2 separate regions of the Homo sapiens genome follow, and region 2 is linked to region 1. The links are chromatin loops, found by intact Hi-C in ENCODE. Cell type or tissue: B cell. All regions are shown on one strand. Each heading gives the region's core, and the rest is flanking DNA. Links, peaks and the distances in the headings are about the cores only. Region 1 overlaps INPP4A (inositol polyphosphate-4-phosphatase type I A). Region 2 has its middle 32 kb from the start of INPP4A.

The links. Hi-C counts contacts between places; a loop is a spot of excess contacts. Peaks named below come from ENCODE experiments on the same cell type or tissue, not always from the same donor. Only the 100,000 strongest peaks of a DNase experiment are listed, where the experiment ranks them.
Region 2: it touches region 1 in a loop (5-fold over the local background); 15 of 110 quality-filtered maps call a loop at or near these places.

Annotation. Positions count from the first base shown.
Region 1 is chr2:98,555,730-98,558,229 of GRCh38, forward strand. INPP4A (inositol polyphosphate-4-phosphatase type I A) reads left to right here. Exons shown (of 25, transcript NM_001134225.2): 16 at 1-79. Among named protein-coding and RNA genes, the nearest start is that of COA5, 52 kb to the right of the region's middle. In B cell, for the core only: no CTCF peak of the experiment used is centred there; a DNase peak (open chromatin) is centred at 1,112; H3K27ac peaks cover 1,276 bases.
Region 2 is chr2:98,407,250-98,418,247 of GRCh38, forward strand. No RefSeq gene overlaps it. Among named protein-coding and RNA genes, the nearest start is that of INPP4A, 32 kb to the right of the region's middle. RefSeq lists an enhancer at 5,891-5,940. In B cell, for the core only: CTCF peaks have their summits at 5,806 (motif pointing right) and 6,007; a DNase peak (open chromatin) is centred at 5,792.

The DNA of each region.
Region 1 (2,500 bases), core at 1-2,500:
GACCCCTTCTGTGATGTCCCCTCCTCACCATGCCCCTCCACCATGCCCTCCACTGCATGCCATCCTCATCTGACCACACGTGCGTATGCATCCATGCTTCCCATATGCTGCCTCCATTTCACCTTGTGCTGCTTCCATTTGTCTGTGTCTCTGACTCCATGCCCTCCTCCCCCATGCAGACTGCAGGGAGGGCTGCCAGGTGGAGCGGGGGCGTCCCAGTGCATGGAGCAGCAGGCAGTGAGAGCGGAGTCTCCGGTTGCCTTTCCATGTAACTGGAGCCCATGTGTGATTCTGCATCTCTGCCAGTCAGAATCTCAGGGTCCTCTTGAGATACACCACCATGGCTATAAGGGTTGGGCTCCTGGGCTTTTCAGGTTTGTAAAGCAATCTGAGAACCTGAAGGAGGCCAGGATGCAGATGCCTTTCTGATGTGATTGTCTATGGCATTAGGAATTGGTAGAATGAAAGGGGAAAGGGGAATTGTTCAGGGACACAGCTGGATGAGAGATATTGGCAGGTCCAGTGGACATGTCTAAAAGCTGGTTGGCATTGGCTGGGCACTCTCTTATGCAGCAGAGGCATGTTGCCTTGGGACTTGGTAACACAGAGAATGGGACCCTGTTCCTGGGCTTCTGGTGGTCTGAGTCAGGTGGTTTGGCAGGACCCTTCAGGGTAGGACACTGGCATGAAGCAGCATGCTTCAGAACAGTCTCCTGTCTGCAGAGACACAGCATACCAGGACACTGTCCTGCAGATGGCCTTAAAGCTGGGAAACAGTCCCTGCAACTGAGATGTCTCCGCCTTTTCCTGTAAGAGCCATAGAGTTACAAGCTAGGCAGCTGAGACTTGCCCACAGACCTAGCTTCTGCCTCCTTTTTGTTCTCCTGTGGGAGTTTTAAGTCATAGTAGGTAAGGCCCAGATGTGCTGGGATTAAGCTTCATGTGATGAGGGCTTTTAAATTCTGAATTGGAGAACTTCCATTCAAGGTATAAGCGTGCCTCTTGGTCAGAGCCTCTTGGCAAATCCCCCTTCAGGTTGTAAGATGCCCTTTGCCTCTTTACTCTGCCTGCAGTCTGTTTCCAGGGCACTGTCTCACTTGAGCCTCTGTCTCGACAGTTATCACGTCACCCATCTCTCCATCTATGGGGGATTATGGTTTCACTTCCCCACACCTGTGATTGGCTCATGGAACTATTTTGTCTCTATTCATGTTCTCTTTTTTATGTGAATCGTGTTCCTTTTTAAAATTTTCTGAAAATTCATTGTTTATTTCTTTTTACTTTATTATCTTGTTTGTGATTTTAAATTTTTCTACAGATAATGAAAAGGGTAATTTATTGGCTGTTTTAAATGTGGGAGCTAGTTTATTTCATCAGATGGGATTATATCCCTAACTTAAGTGTCATTTTTTTTCTAGGCACATCCTGTATTGTTTAAATATAGATACATTTTTATTCAGTTTTAAAGTTAGTTAAGTGAGCATTTATATATGCTATTTAGGGTTTGACTTGCGTGTGCCATAAAAATCAGCTGTTGTAATAATGGGAATGTGAAGCTTACATTTGAGAGAGTCTAACTCTGCTGATCAGTACTCAAATGTATGAAACCATATGCCACCAAATTATCTGTGGATGGTCCTTAATTTAAACATCTTTAGCACAGCCAGGAAGCTGTTCAGTCCTCAGTGTAAGTAGGAGGATCAGAAAGAACCAGTCTGTGAGCTATTTATTTTGGTGAGTCTTGTCCACAGTGCCACAGCATGGCTCTGTCATGACTTTTTATACCATTCCAAGTTACTGGAGCCATTGTTTTGGCTTAATGAGCAGGTATGTTCACACCAACATATTTATTATGTGAGAATAACTCTGTACTGCTCTGAAAGGCATCATCACTTTTCATTCCAGTTCTCTACCCTGTCCTAGGTCCTTGGTTTTTATTTTTCACCAGGGAGCTGCCCTGCCTCAGAGCTGCCCTGCCCTGATCAGAGAGCACTGTCTGGCAGGTGAGGGTCACCCAGGGCCAAGGCCTTGTGGGGGACCCACTGACAAGTCCCTGCCAGCCAAAACCACAGAGGCTCCTCAAACTTCCCTTCTTCTCATCTCTCCAAAAGTCTCCCATCCCCCTCCACCCCCGCCTGCCAAGGTGCACCACTATCGCCCCACCAGGATTTGGTGGCTTCCACCGCCTTCCTCCTGTACACTCTGTTGCTCTCCTCATACCCAAAGAGATGGTTAGACCAAGTTTTTCTTAGTCTGGGGTCTATGGGTACACCCAGGTTCTTGTACCCCTGAGATTATGTGCTGGAATTTGCATGTGTGTACAGAGGAAGTCCAGAGTGGTCACCTATTCTCAACTCCATGACCTAAGACAAGTTACAAGCCATTATTCCAGGAGTACCAGAGAAGACCCCCTTTTTCTCCCCTTTGATTGAAAGATGAATTTAGCAAATTGGGTTTAATCCCTGATGCCTTCACAGGAATGGTCCCAACCTAGCTGTTT
Region 2 (10,998 bases), core at 4,599-7,098, 140 kb before region 1:
AGGACCGTGAAGGTCCAAAACTCACTGGTAACAGTAAGTATACAGAAAAACACAGAATATTGTAACACTGTAATTTTAATGTGTAAACTACCCATATCTTGAATAGAAAGATTAAAAGATGAACCTATCAAAAATAATAACTACAACAACTTTTCAAGACATAGCATAAAAAGATGTAAATAAAAACAACAAAGAGTTTAAAAGCGAGAGGATGAAGTTAAAGTGCAGACTTTTCATTCGTTTTCCCTTTGCTCATTTGTTTGTTTATGCGATCGGTGTTAAGTTGTCACCAGTTTCAAATAATGGATTATATATATAATGCAAGCCTCATGGTAACCTCAAGTCAAAAAACATACAACAAATGCACACAAAATTAAAGGCAAGAAATTAAAACATGCCATCAGAGAAAATTACCTTCACTAAAAGGAAAACAGGAAGGGAGAAATGAAGAGAAGACCACAAAAACAACCAGTAAAACAAGTAACAAAATGGCAAGAGTAAGTCTTACTTATCAATAATAACATTGAATGTGAATGAACTAAACTCTCCAATAAAAAGACATAGAGTGAGTCAGGTGCTGTGGCTCACGCCTGTAATCCCAGCACATTGGGAGGCCGAGGTGGGCAGATCACCTAAGGTCAGAAGTTCGAGACCAGCCTGCCCAACATGGTGAAACCCTGTCTCTACTAAAAATTCAAAAATTAGCCAGGTGTGGTGGCGGGTGCCTGTAGTCCCAGCTACTCGGGAGGCTGAGGCAGGAGAATCACTCGAACCTGGGAGGTGGAGGTTGCAGTGAGCCAAGATTGCACCACTGCACTCCAGCCTGGCTGACAGAGCAACATTCCCTCTCAAAAAAAAAAAAAAAGGAGAAATGGTTACAAATTAAGACTTGAGTAAAAACAAACAAACATAACAGAAACCCACACTGTTTAACTCAAGTCACAGGAACAGCCACGATTGTTTGTTGGATTGTTTTAAGGAGAAAAGCAGATCAAAGCTAAAGTTGGTTTGAATCTGGAACAAATGGATGACTCCAGAGAAGTAAGTTCCCTCTTGTAGCTTATCCTGATAATGGCCACAGGGTGTCAACTGCAGAGTGAAGGTGGGAGGGGATCAGGGTGTTTTCAGATACTGTTTTCTCTCCCACCTTGGCAGTCACGGCTGCTTATGTTGAGGGGCGGGAGGATGCCACTTGCTATTTATTCTTGTTCTTTATCCGAAAGCTGAACTTTTCTCTGCGATAGTGTAACTCTTCACCTTAAATGACTAAAGCCAGTCTTGTGAAAAACAGACAGCATTAGTCAGCTGGCTGAATTTTATAAAAAATAAACTTCAAGCTTACGTATTGTGAAGAAGCATTTTGATCCATAGAGTTTCTAAAGTAATTTTAAGAAAATCCCCAAAACCAACAAGGTCACTACTCAGAGTGAGGTCGCTTTACTAGCAGCATCAAGTTCACCTGGGATCTTGTTAGAAAAATGCAGAATCTTGGGCCCACCCTAGACTTACTGAGTCAGAATGTGCATTTTGACAAGACCCCAGGGGATTCGTGTTGTCCATTAGCATTTGAGAAGCACTGGTATGAAGTACTTGAAACTATCTGCAAGTATGTTATCTGAATCTTTCCAACTTACACCTAACTCAATTGCTTGCTGAATTAAATATGTATATTTATATATATCAAATACATATATATATTTGAATAGTTAAAATACAACAGGATAGCAATGTTATTGTGAGCCACCACAGTGTAGAGATGGCATCTGAGGATGTTCCTAGCAGTTATTGTGCTGGCTCACCCAACACTGTGGCTCAAACGTGGAGGCTCAGTGCTTGTACCATGACATGAACTTGACCTAACATGCCTGTGTGTGTGTGGGTACGTGGAGGATGATTGCACTAACATTACCTTACTCTGTAGCTTTAAGTATAACTTCTTTTTTTTAGACGGAGTTTCGCTCTTGTTGCCCAGGCTGGAGTGCAATAGCGCGATCTCGGCTCACGGCAACCTCCGTCTCCCAGGTTCAAGCGACTCTCCTGCCTCAGCCTCCTGAGTAGCTGGGATTACAGACATGCGCCACCACACCCAGCTAATTTTGTATTTTTAATAGAGATTGGGTTTTTCCATGTTGGTCAGGCTGGTCTCGAACTCCCAACCTCAGGTGATCCACCCACCTCGGCCTCCCAAAGTGCTGGGATTAGTCGTGAGCCACTGCGCCCAGCCTGAGCACAACTTCTTATCTGCAACACACAGTCAGAAGTTACTCTGTAAAAAATTTTTCCAGCCATTAGACATGTAAAATTGTAAGCAGTTATCATCAACACCTAGTCAGATGGAATGCATGTCAGAAATCAGAAATATGCTTGATAATGCAACAAGTACAGTTTTAAGTACATCATAATATTTTCCTTTTTTGATGAGAATCACATGAAATTAGTCAGAATTCCAGTGTTTTGAAGTTCACAAATGTGCGGTGGGGCTACAAATAGTGACTACAGCTAGGCTAGTTCATAGAGGGAAAAAAATTGATAGACGGGTCTCCAAATTTAACAGCAATTCTGAAAATGTATTTAATACATACATTTACCAATGATGAGTTGTGGAGCCAAAATAAACCTTTCTGAAGCAGCAGTAATTAAAACAACACAATTTCGGATGAACAATTCTACAGGAAAGACACAATTTCTTCTATATTCTCTTTATCAAAAATTATATGGATTGTTGCTATATGAAGAAGCGATCAGAGTTGACAGCCAAAAAATGTAGCAAACATTGTATTAACCACTTGACTAATAAAATAGTAATAAAATACTAATAAAGTATTGTTCTGGATTTTGGGATGTTAGTGGCATTTTAAATTTATAATACAGTGTGATTTTTCTTGGTCTAAATAAATGCTTTTGTTTATGGTTTTGAATTTGTAATTCAGTATTCTTTTTTGAAATACTCTTCCCCTAGTGTGTAAAATTTATGCTCCCCAAATTCTGGGTCCTGCTATAATCAGTAGTGTGTTCTTTCATGGTTTCTAGCAGTGAGTTTGTTGTAATAAAATTAGAAGATGAGCTTTCGTTGGTGCATTTAAATACTTAAGCTACATGTCTAGAAATTAAAACTAAGTGATAGGTAGGCATCTATATTAAGATCGCCACTTTGATGTGGTGGTTTCAAATGCTAGTGCTGTAGAGTCAAAGGCTATATTAATGTTACTATTCAATGAGTCTATTAATCTTGAATTTAGTGGCGAGAGACTGAATCAATTAATAAACAGTAAAACCCTGCCCTGGTTCACTAACAATAATGCTAAATCAGAACAAAGAAGCTGGAGAATTTCCTTAATCAGCGATAGACAAGGAGAACCTTACAAGATTGGTCCTGAGCTCCAGAGAAGCCAAATATCTGGGTGGGATGTAAATACTTGGGCTTATTAATGAGGTTATTCTGATCTAGGATTTTTTTTTAAATTTCTATTTAGATTCCAGCATACTGTGGCACTTCTTTCTCATAACCTCATCTCCTGAAATATGGTTTTTTTTTTTGTTTGTTTGTTTGTTTGTTTTCTGAGACAAGGTCTCGCTCTGTCACCCAGGCTGGAGAGTGGAGAGCAGTGGCATGATCATGGCTCACTGCGGCCTCGACCTCCTGGACTCAAAGGATCCTCTCACCCCCACCTCAGTCTCCCAAATAGCTAGGACCACAGGCACATGCCACCATGCCCCACTATTTTTTTTTTTATTTTTTGTAGAGACGGGGTTTCACCATGTTGCCCAGGCTAGTCTCGAACTCCTGGGCTCAAGCGATCTGCCTGCTGCAGCCTCTCAAAATGCTGGGATTACAGGCGTGAACCACTGCTCCCAGCCAAATATGTTCATCTTTATAGAAAAGTAGGCTTTGGGCTGGCACAGTGGCTCATACCTGTAATCCCAGCACTTCGCGAGGCCAAGATCACCAGAGGTTGGGACTTTGAGACCAGCCTGACCAACATGGAGAAAACCCGTCTCTACTAAAAATACAAAATTAGCAGGGTGTGGTGGCGCACACCTGTAATCCCAGCTACTCGGGAAGCTGAGGCAGGAGAATCGCTTGAACCTGGGAGGCGGATGTTGCAGTGAGCCGAGATAGTGCCATTGCACTCCAGCCTGGGCAACAAGAGCAAAACTCTGTCTCAAAAAAAAAAAAAAAAAAAAAAAAAAGGAAAGAAGACTTTGGAGAGGTCCCAGGCCCTCACATTCTATCCTTGGATCATGTGAGGGTGAACACCTGCAATAATAAGGGTATTCAGAGAGAGGCCTGGCAAAGGTGGAGTTTGCCACAACCTGTACCCACCACCTTAGATGCTGTTCTTCTGAAAGAGTGAGCAGAAAGGAGCCTTCCAAAAAGCCTGTTCAGGGGTTCTCAAAGCCATGTTCCATGGAATACGTGTGTGAGTCACACAAGTACTTTGCTTTGGAATTTAGGAAGAGCAGTCTTTTGCCAATTTTCAGAAAAAAGTAATGGCTTCAATTTTTTTCATTTTTCTTCCATAAAAGTTTCTGTAACTTTTGCTCCATGGTATTACTAGTCATTTACTGGCCAACAAAATGCGTTAAATGCATTAATAGCAAATCATATTAATTAAGATAATGCTAGCCACTGTGATGAATAACCTCCCAGCATTTGGTGGCTTGATGCAATGCAAGGTTCTCACTCAGCAACAGTGCAGTATGAGTGCTCCCAGATGGCAGGGCTCCAGGCACTATTTTTCAGCTTTGCCCTTCCCTCAGAGTGCAGAGCTCTGCAGGCAGCCTGCAGGCAGGGCAGGGGAGACGGAAAAGGTACATCTGCTTCATATTCACCTTGTAGAAGAGACACGTGTCACTTCTATTGGTGAAAGCTTGTCACATCTAGAAGCAAGTGGGGGTGAGTGGAGAAGAGGGAGGGGAAATTGTGATCCTTGACTAGGTGGCCACTTCCCAGTGACAACTCTGCTCTCTGGAAAGGGAACAGTCACAACATAGATATCTAGTTGTCCATGCAAACTAAAATCAGCTAAGAAAACCCTCAGAATTCACATAATTCCACAGCTTCCTTTCATGTGTTCATATTTGCTCTCAAATTTGATGCTATTTCATATACACATAATAGAGTCAGTCATATTTTCTGCCAGCTAAATATGCCAGGAAAACTGAGTCACCCCTTATATAAGTGCTGGGTAAGGAGGTGATCAAAAGTTGTCAAAACTGGGCCAGGCACAGTGGTTCACACCTATAATCCCAGCACTTTGGGAGGCTGAGGCGGGTGGATCACCTGAGGTCAGGAGTTCAAGACCAGCCTGGACAACATGGTGAAACCCCATCTCTACTAAAAACACAAAATTAGCCGAGTGTGTTGGCCGGTGCCTGTAATCCCAGTTACTCAGAAGGCTGAGGCAGGAGAATTGCTGGAACCAGAGGGGTAGATGTTGCTGAAATCACACCACTGCACTCCAGCCAGGGCGACAGAGTGAGACTCTGTCTCAAAAAAAAAAAAAAAAAAAGGAGTCAAATTACCATAGGAAATCTCTTGAATTGCCCTCTGCATACAGTCTGGTTAGGTCCTCCATAACCAGTATTCCCTTCAGTGGAGCAGATTGATCACTCTTTGGCTGGGACCCAGAGGAAGGAGTCAGCTTGTTTTTAATGACCATATTCAGGAATGCCACATATGGTTGCTCTAGTTGTGCACTGCCCAAAAGGGACCTTCTTAAGAGGTGTCCCGCAGTCTCGCCATCATGGATTTTTTTGATATTTACTATGGCAGATTTCCAGCAGATGGCAGTAGAGGGTCTATGCTAATGCGCCGTATACTATGACAATTCTTGAGGGCAGAAGGTCAAATTCTTATCTAGACAGGGCTGCTTTGCATTAATCCTTTTCCCATAACAACAGAGACATGGGTTCTTAATCAGAACTAATGTTTTGACTCCCACCAGACTTGCAGCATACTGGCAGCAATATTTATTGAATTCATTTCTGAGTTCTTTAGCATATATTTAACTTAGCCAGTAACAGTTGCCAGTGGAGAACATAGCTTCTCAAAATTAAAGTTACTTTAAAACTTCTTAAGATTTACAATGTTGCAGGAAAAACTGGCAAGTGCAATGATCATTTCTATTAAAAAAAAAGAGAGAGAGATCACGGAACACATATGCATTAAAACTGTTGAAGAATTTCATTTCCACAAAAGCAAAATGTGCATCTATTTCATGACAGATTAATAAATCTTAGTGATTTTGAGTCACTGTTACCAAGAACTTGAAACTTCTATTTTATGTTGGATGTTTTACATAATTTTAAACAATGGCTTTATGTTTGTTATCACTGTTCATATTGAAAAATTAATACTATATCAACTTAAATAATACTGTGTGCCTGGGTCCTGGGGTGGTGGCTGTCAGTGTGGTGAGCTGCTCACTATCTGAGATGCTCTCAGGATCCCCGCTCATTTCAGCAGCAGAACACCAGGCAGAATCTTCACAACTGTTCAGATTATTTCTCCCCTCCCATGCAGTCCCAGACTCAGAGAGTTGGATTTGGAGGATTTAAACAAGCAAGTGGTACTGTTGCGGGAAGTCAGGGACCCTGAACGGAGGGACCTGCTGAAGCCGTGACAGAAGAATATAAATTGTGAAGATTTCATGGACATTTGTTAGTTCTCCAAATTAATACTTTTATAATTTCCTATGCCTGTCTTTACTTTAATCTCTTAATCCCGTTGTCTTCATAAGCTGAGGATGTATGTCACCTCAGGACCCTGTGATGATTGCATTAACTGCACAAATTGTTTGTAAAGCATGTGTGTTTGAACAATATGAAATCTGGGCACCTTGAAAAAAGAACAGGATAACAGCAATGTTCAGGGAACAAGGGCGATAAACATTAGGTCTGACTGCCTGGGAGCCAGGTAGGACAGAGCCATATTTCTCTTATTACTGCAAACGGGTAAGAGAAATATCGTTGAATTCTTTCCCCAGTAAGGAATATTAATAATTAACAGCCCTGGGAAAAGAATGCATTCCCGGGGGGGGCCTCTAAAATGGCCGCTCTGGAGGGTGTCTGCCTTATGCAGTTGCAGATAAGGGATGAAACACACCCTGGCCTCCTGCAGCACCCCCAGGCTTGCTAGGATTAGGAAATTCCAGCCTGGCGAATTCCAGTCAGACCGGTTCTCTGCTCTTGAACCTGTTAAGATGTTTATCAACGACAATGCGTGCACAGCAGGACATGGAACTTCATTAGTAATTCTAGTTTCACCGTGACCTTGTGATCTCACCCTGACCTTCTGCCTTGTGATCTTTTGTTGCCCTTGAAGCATATGATCTCTGTGACCCACACTCTATTTGTACACTCCCTCCCCTTTGAAAATTGCTAATAAAAACTTGCTGGTTTTACGGCTCAGGGGGCATCATGGGACCTGCTAACATGTGACGTCTCCCCCGGACACCCAGTTTAACATTTGTCTCTTTTGTACTCTTTCCCTTTATTTCTCAGACTGACTGACAGGGAAAATAGAAAAGAACCTACATTGAAATATCGGGGGCTGGTTCCCCTGATATGGTACCATGTTTCCAGACGTTTTGTCAGCCAAAGGCACTGCGTTCAAGGCTCTAGAGGGGGGTTAACGTTGCTGCCAACAGGCTGCCTTCAGGGCTATTGCATCTCCCTGTGCCTGGAGAAATTTGTTGCTCACAGCTCTGGAGGCTGGGAGGTCCAAGATCAAGGTGCCAGCAGATTCGGTGTCTGGTGAGGGCCTCTTCCTGGTTCAGAGATGGCATCTTCTCTTTGTGTCCTCACATGGTAGAAGCAGTGAATGAACTCTCTAGGCCTTCTTCTACAAGAATATGAATCCCATTCATGGGGACTTTACCCTTCTGACTTAATCACCTTCCAAAGGACCCGCTTCCTAGTATCATCACCTTAGGGGTTAGGATTTCAACATACAAATTTGGGGGGAACATCCATGTTCAGTTCATTGACACAGGCATTTCATGATGAATGGATTTCACAAGACTACAACAAAGCAAGACTTTTAAGAAAAAATCCATGCCCATGGCATGGGTCTTTAAAAGTTGCCTGTCCCTAAGACAAGGCAGTTACACCAGAAACCAGGCTTTGTGTCTAGTAACTGCTACACAGTGGCAGCTGTAGTTGACAAGAATCTGATGACAGCATCCTTAAATGTGTGGCAACCCTGAAGCTCACTGGCTCCCAGACAATGATGGCTTTAGATTCTGAGGATGAGCTCTTTTTAAAAAGGAAGCATGGGCTGAACATGGTGGCTTATGCCTGTAATCCCAGAACTTTGGGAGGCCAAGGTGGGGGATCACCCGAGGTCAGGAGTTCGAAACCAGCCTGGCCAACATGGTGAAACCCCGTCTCTACTAAAAATACAAAAATTAGCCAGGCATGGTGGTGTGTGCCTGTAATCCCAGCTACTTGGGAGGCTGAGGCAGGAGAGTCGCTTGAACTCAGGAGGCAGAAGTTGTGGTGAGCCAAGATTGTGCCACTGCACTCCAGCCTGGGCAACGAAAGTGAGACTCCATCTCAAAATAAAAAAAAAAAAATAGCATGTATTTCAGGCCGGACATGGTGACTCACACCTGTAACCCCAGCACTTTGGGAGGCTGAGGCAGGCAGATCACTTGAGGTCAGGAGTTCAAAACCAGCCTGGCCAACATGGTGAAACCCCATCGCTACTAAAAGTACAAAAATTAGCTGGGTGTAGTGTCACACACCTGTAACCCCAGCTACTCAGGAAGCTGAGGTACGAGAATTGCTTGAACTGGGGAGGCGGAGGTTGCAGTGGGTGGATATCGCACCACTGCACTCCAGCCTGGTTAAGAGAATGAGACCCTGTCTTCAAAAAATAATAATAGTAATAATAAGCCGGGTACAGTAGCATGTGCCTGTTGTCCCAGCTATTCAGGAGGCTGGGGCAAGAGAATCGCTTGAGCCCAGGAGGTAGAGGTTGCAGTGAGCCCAGATCACCCATTTTACTCTAGCCTGGGGGATAAAAGTGAAACCCTGTCTCAAAAAAAAAAAAAAAATTCAAAGCTCTTTTGACAGTTCCTTTGAAATAATCCTAGTTCTGTTTCACCAAGGCAATGACTGTAAGATGAGAATTTCAAGATTTTCTTAAATGTTGGAAATTTTTTTAACTTCAGATATACTTTCAAGTGTTAAAATGAAATTTTAATTCATATGTTAACAGAAATCTTATACTCCCAGTAAAATTGCCTAAGACTAGACAGTTATGAATGACACATTACAAGTCATTTGGATGGTATTTTGCCATGGGTTCTGGTATAGCCACTGAGCCATGTGGACCAGCTCTTCATGGTTGATGGCAGCAGTTGTAAATCTTAGACCCAGACAACAAAGTTTGCTTTGACAGAATGATTTAATTTTTCCATCCATTTTGGGTGGTTATGCAAATTTTTATTCATACATTTGATTTGCCAATGTTGGATTTAAGCACAGTCCATATCTTTCCTAACTGAATCAGAGGAGAGAAATCTTGTGCGTGTGACTGTTGTATACAAAGACAGGCTAATAATCAGGGAAGAGAATTCCAAGAACATTTTTGCCAGTGCCTGGAGTGGTTTTCCAGCATAAGGGAAGGGTTGGGCTGAGCTGTGCACATCTTCCCACCCATTATCTCCCCCTGGGTAGGGGAACATGAGTCAAAGACAGATATAACTAGTTAGAGTGGGATGCAACAGCTCTTCTCCATGCAAACCTCAGCTTTCAGGGGGCTGTCAGTGAGGCATGGTTTGGTCTTTTTAGCACATTATTTTCAGTAATAAGTCAAAATGCCAAAGCAAGAATGCCACTGACATCATTTGTAGGATTTAAGATCCAATGGCTAATAATAAAGGAACTTCGGTGTGTTTTTCCTTCTTGGTGAGTGGGCTGGCTTTTGGTGATAGGGTAATGGTTACATCACCTTCTCTTCTTCCTCACCTCTAGGTGAGGCAGTGAGGGACTCACCCTCCTCTCACCACACCATGGCCTCCTTACCTACCAGCCACCGTTGAAGTTAGGCTGATGAGGTGAGCAGAAGTGGTGTCGGTGTCTGAGTGTGACTGTCCCATGATTTTCTCCTCATTTGCAGTGGCTGTGCAAGCCTTGAATTAAAGAACCTGGATCAGAAGGAGAGGGGTGCATGATGAGAAATTAGTTAATGGGTACTATGCACATTATTCAGGTGATAGATAACCTAAAAGCCCTGACCTGACCACCATGCAATCTATGCATGTAACAAAACTGCACATGTGCCCCATAAATTTGTACAAAAACAAAAAACAAGAGCCTGGATCTCTGAGCCATTACTGCCACCCACGAGACTGTGATATAATTAAGAAATAAACCTTCACTGTGTAAAGCCAATGACATTTGATATTTGCTGGTAACTTTTTATAATATTTGCCTGTGTTAGTCTGTTTTCACACTGCTGATAAAGATATACCCGAGACTGCACAATTTACAAAAGAAAGAGGTTTATTGGACTTACAGTTCCACATGGCTGGGGAGGCCTCACAATCACAGTGGCAGGTGAAAGGCACGTCTCATATGGCAGCAGACAAAAGAAGAGAGCTTGTGCTGGAAAACTCCCATTTTTAAAACCATCAGATCTCGTGAGGCTCATTCACTATCATGAGAACAGCGCAGGAAAGAACTGCCCTCATAATTCAATCACCTCCCACTGGGTTCCTCCCACAACGTGTGGGAATTATGGGAGTTACAATTCAAGATGACATTTGGGTGGGGACACAGCCAAACCATTTTACTGTCCTTGCTTTTTTCTCTCTGCAGATATCCTAAAACTTTTTTTCTAAGCCAAGGAGCACTAGAAAGCTTTTGGAGGTGATGAATATGTTTATTACCTTGATTGTGGTGATGGTATCACAGGTGCATGCATATGTCCAAATTCATCAAATTGTGCACATTAAATATTTGCAGTTTTTTATATATCAATTTCAC